Linked DNA regions of Homo sapiens: region 1 is linked to region 2. Evidence: chromatin loops called from intact Hi-C (ENCODE). Cell type or tissue: psoas muscle. All regions are shown on one strand.

Region 1 (2,500 bases), 300 kb before region 2:
ATCTCCCATTCAGTCTGCACCCTGTGACATCAGCACTCTTCGTCCTCCTGAGCAAGTGGGACAGTTCTGGGGGACTTCCTCTTGCTTTAATGGGCGAACTGCTTGAGACTACGTCCAGTGCCAAACAGTCTTCCCGATCAGCAGCATGGACCCTGGCATACTCCTACCTCCAAACCTTCTATGGCTACCCAGTGTCTCTCAGGAAACCTCATCCTCAGCCTGCATTGCAAACAATTCAGGGTTTAGCCCCAACTTGCTTTTTTGGCCGTACCTCCCACATGCTTGTACTACATTCCTTCCAGCAACTGCAAACAGGCCCCATGGCTCCCCATCCTCACCCCCCTTTCCTCCTCTGTGTGTCTCTTCTGCCTAGAATGAGCTGGCTTCCTTTGGCCACCACCCTTGCACGACTGGATCCTTCAAGTCCCTTCCTACCTCAAGCCCTTTGCACGTGCTGACCCTCCTGCCTGGAAGCACTGCCTCCACTCTGTGCAGTGGACTGCTATTCCTCCTTTGTGTCTTGCACATGGAAGGCCAAAGAGAGCGTCTGTGAACCTCCCCTCTCTACAGCATTGATGGCTGTATAGAATTCAATAGTAACGTGTGCATTTGGTTAACATCTTCCTCACCCGCTACACCATACGCTCCGTGAGACTTCGTTTTGTTCACTACCAGATTTGGCACCTGGGAGAAAGGAGGGGCTGTCTACCTTCCGTCGAAAGAATAAATGAATGTATTATTACCTGCATGCCTGTCTCCCTTGCACACTCAAGGAAATGGGCCATGCCCTGGTGTGTGCAGAAAGCTCAGCTGAGGGGCTCATCCCACCTCCACAGCTCACCTGCAGTGTGAGCAAGTCACTTAACCCTGGGGCAGGGACGATGCATCCCATGGCTCCTGGCAGCCTGACCCAGAGCCTCCAGGTTCTAACCTTTAAAATGGGGATATTTATGCCTATTCATAGGGTTGTTGTAAATATGAAACTAGGCCATGCCAAGTGACTGCCCGGGACCTGACCCAGGTCCACCCCACCTCAGGCTGTAAGGCTACCCGTGGGACATGTATTTATCAGGAAACCCCGCCATGCCCTGACGCTGTGCCAGGCAGAGGGCTGGGAACTGAGAGAACAGGGGCTGATGCTGCTGCAGGATGACCTCGTGTTGGAAGACAGGCACTGCCCCGGGGAGAGGCTGCTCTGGGGCTTTTGGGGCTCCTGGGAGGACCCTGGAGGCCTTCCTGGAGGTGGAGGTGACGAAATTGGACTTTCAAGGCCAAGAAGGAAGAGGGAGGGGGTCAGAGGCTTAGAAGGCAGATCCCTCCTGCTAGGTGAGGTGTAGAGGGGCTAGGGTGCAGCTCACGGGCCTAGAACTGGGCTAAGGTGGGGTGGGGTGGCCTGACCTTTGGCCTGGGGCCTGCAGCACTCTTTCCTTCCCTCTGCTCTCCTTCTTCTGCTCCCTGGAGAGCCTATCCTTAGCCATCCCTGCTCCTCTCCCTTCCTGGGAGGGGAGGGTAGGAGAGGGGGGAGTGGGGGGATTAACGTGTGTCCCTGTGGCTGTCTGCTTCCACTTTGTGCACATTGGCATCACGGGGTTCTGTGCTCAGTTAGGGTGAGGCAGCTGGGACCCCAAGAGGGCCAGCGGCCCCTCGTGCCTTAGGATCACCGTGGGAGCACGCTCTCTCCTCCCTCCTTGGATGGGCTTCTCTAGCCCTGGCCCTTCCCGCGGGACGTCCAGCCTCCTCCTCTCGGCGTGGCTGATTGCTCTTCCTCCTTCGTCTGTTGCACGTGGAAGGTCGGAGGGCGTGGCTGTGAAGCTCCCGTTCCTCCTCATGGCATTGATTGCTGTCCCCTTCGCACCCGGTGGGGGGGCGGGGGTGGGCAGCGACCCCAGCTCCCAGCAGGGCGGGTCTGGGGAAGGGCAGGATGCAAAGGGGCTCAAACCAGAATCGCAATCTGGAGCTGAGCCCCGCCTTGGCCGCTTACTCCGCCTGAGTCCCTTTCCCTCTCCGTGCCTCAGTTTCTCCTCAGTAAAATGGGCATCGCCATCAGGCAGGCGGCCCTCGCGCGGTGACGGCTGGCGGAGGCGGCTGCCGCTGGACCGGTGGGTGGGGCAGAAAGGGACGCTTCGGTCCGTGGCGACAGCCCCAGCGCCCGCACCCACACCCCGCCCCGCGCCCGCACCCCGCGCCTCTTACCCGGTGCCCGGCCCCGCGCCCCGCGATCCGCGCCCTGCGATCCGCGCCTCGCGATCGTCGCCCCGCGCCCACCCTCGGCGCCCGCAGCCGCACCCCGCGCCCCGCACCCGCGCTCCGGGCGGAGCCTTCTGGGCGCGCCTCCCCGCCCGCCCGCCCGCGCAGGGAGCCGAGCCCGGAGGAGGCGGAGGAGGAGCGGCCGCCGCGCCCGGCCCCCCGCAGCCGCCCGGAGGACGCCCGTCGCGGTCGCAGCCTGCGGAGCCGCCCATGGCCCAGCAGCCGGGTTAGCCTCGCCGCGCGCCCCCGCCCC
Region 2 (2,500 bases):
CACAAAAAACAACAACAAAAAAACAACATGTGCGGCTGGTTGGGCATGGTAGCGCACACCTGTCATCCCAGCACTTTGGGAGGCCAAGCCAGGGGGATTGCTTGGGCCCAGAAGTTCAAGACCAGCCTAGGCAACATGGCAAAAACCCATCTCCACAAAAAAATTTAAAAATCAGCCAGACGTGGTGGCATGTGCCCATAGTCCCAGCTACTCAGGAAGCTGAAATGGGAGGATTGCTTGAACTGGGGAGTTTGAGGCTGCAGTGAGCCAAGATTGCACCACTGCACTCCAGCCTGGGCATCAGAGTGAGACCCTGTCTCAAAAGAAGAGAAGAGAAGAGAAGAGAAAAGAAAAGAAAAAGTAAAAGAGATAAGGAAAGAAAAAGTAAAAGAGATAAGAATAGAAAAGAACAGAACATGTTTGGGCATGTCGGCCACACATTGGACTTCTAGCACAGCGAAACCCTAGGACTAGCCTTGTCAGCATCCCTGGGAGCCAGGCCCAGGAATCTGCATTTTAACAGGTTCCTGGGGGGTTTGTGAGACATAGGAACATTTGAGACCCATGAGTATAAAGCAGTGTGGTTCATAGTGTGATGGGTCCACCAGACCAGCAACATCAGCATCCAGCATTCCTCAGTCACCTGGACGCCTGTTACGAATGCAGAATCCCGCGCCAACCATGGACCTCCTCAGTCAGAATTTGCATTTTAATAAGATGCCCTTGGGATTTGCATGCACATTAAGGTTGGAGCCAGTGGTGGCATATGCCTGTAGTCCCAGGTACTCGGGAGGCTTGGGCAGGAGGATTGCTTGAGCCCAGGAGTTCAAGACCACCCTGGATGACATAGTGAGACCCTGTTTCTAAATAAATAAATAAAGCAAGCTAGAGAAGCCATGCTGCAAGCTGGAGGTGCTTAGCTCAGGCTATGCACATAGCGCCACCTGGAGAGCTTGTCCTGCCCAGGCCAGCTGGACCAGAAGTCTGCATTCTATGGGGAGTCCTGGATAGGGGTGCAGCAGAGGAACCGCATGGGTGCCTTTGCAATTTAGCAAGGTCTGGAGCTCACTCAGGCCATGTGCCCCATCCACTGCCTCTTTCCTGAGGCCATCCCACCAGGCCTTGACCACATCTAAGGTAGGAAGCTCTCTTTGCTGCTATACCCCGACAGATCTTCCTAACACAATGTGACACACGGGGCAGCCTCCCTCACTGTCCGAGGGTCTGAGGGTATGGAAGCTTCCCAGGATCACACACCCTGCAGCTGCTGGGCCGTAGAGCCTCTGGGCTCCCACCCCCCTCCTTCGTCCTCTCCCACTTCCCTGCTCATATCCCACCCTGGGCCCACCACTCCTCCCTCCTTCCCAGTGTTCCCTTTATAAACCTGAGTTCCCTGCCCACTCTACAGTCTCCTTGGAATCACAGCCCAAGTGGCTGGAGTTGTGGCTGGTGGGGGTGTCGTGGGGGGCTCGGTGCTGGTCACACGGCTCTGTGTCACCAGGGCTGGTGCCACATCAGAGGCCTACGCCTGCCAGCACCTCCACACACACCCCCGTGCACACACCCACCTGCCACACACACACACTGCATTGTCGCCGGGTAGTTCTGAGCCCTCCCATGGGTCTGAGTGGTGATGTGCTCATCTCTGAAGGCAGAGAGCGAACGCCACTTCACAGCCCACAGACGAGTCACCAAGTGCACTGGGAAGTTTCATTTGGGGAATTAAAAAAAAAAAAAAGCCAGGATGCAAAAGCAACTTTGAGGCAGAAGAAGGAAAATGCCCGTGTGGGGAGAGACGCTGTTCCCAGGCCTGCCTGTGTCCCAGTCATGCCCCTACATCACTGAGCAGTGCCAGCTGAGATCCCCCACCTCCCCCAGCCCTCACCTTCGAAATGGGCCCAGCCTGCCCTGGATGCAGGGAGACCATGACAGCAGCCAGCATGGGGCCTGGGCACAGGTCTCAGGTCCCAGGGCTGTGTCACCAGGACTGGACACAGGACACGGCAGCAGCAGGGGCCTCATTTGCTAAGTACATCAATGTGCCCACACCGTGCAGCTGTCATTTCATGCTGAGTCTCTCTTACAAATGTCAGTCACTGGCAGGAAGGGGCAATCGTTCAACACCTGCTACCCGCTCCCTCACAGGTCTCACTGGGTGCCCTGGTGTGAGGTGGAAGGGTCTAAGGCACACAGCCCCGTACCTGCCCTGGAGGGGCTTGTTAGGTCCGGAAGCTGGAAACCCCAGCCACTGTTATTCTGGGGAGGGGCTAACCAGAGGAGAAGTGATGACAGCCTGCGGATTCCTGGCAGGGGGAGAAATTGCAGCAGGTGATGGTGGTCAGGGACGGCTCCCTGGAGGAGGTGCTGGCTTTATTCTGCCCCCTACTCCCCCCAGGTTTTTTTTTGAGATAGGGTCTCACTCCGTTGGAATGTAGTGGTGTGATCTTCCTAGGCTCAGGTGATCCTCCTACCTCAGCCTCCAAAGTAGCTGGGACTACAG

What was found. Hi-C counts contacts between places; a loop is a spot of excess contacts. Peaks named below come from ENCODE experiments on the same cell type or tissue, not always from the same donor. Only the 100,000 strongest peaks of a DNase experiment are listed, where the experiment ranks them.
Region 1: a loop joins it to region 2, with 2.2 times the contacts of the local background. A loop is called at or near these places in 5 of 110 quality-filtered maps.

What each region holds. Positions count from the first base shown.
Region 1 is chr4:6,563,708-6,566,207 of GRCh38, reverse strand. It overlaps a transcript of PPP2R2C not described here. Among named protein-coding and RNA genes, the nearest start is that of MAN2B2, 10 kb to the left of the region's middle. In psoas muscle, no CTCF peak of the experiment used is centred here; no DNase peak of the experiment used is centred here; H3K4me3 peaks cover 701 bases; H3K27me3 peaks cover 2,000 bases.
Region 2 is chr4:6,262,808-6,265,307 of GRCh38, reverse strand. No RefSeq gene overlaps it. Among named protein-coding and RNA genes, the nearest start is that of WFS1, 5.8 kb to the left of the region's middle. RefSeq lists enhancers at 1-875, 1,664-2,442. In psoas muscle, a CTCF peak has its summit at 947 (motif pointing left); no DNase peak of the experiment used is centred here.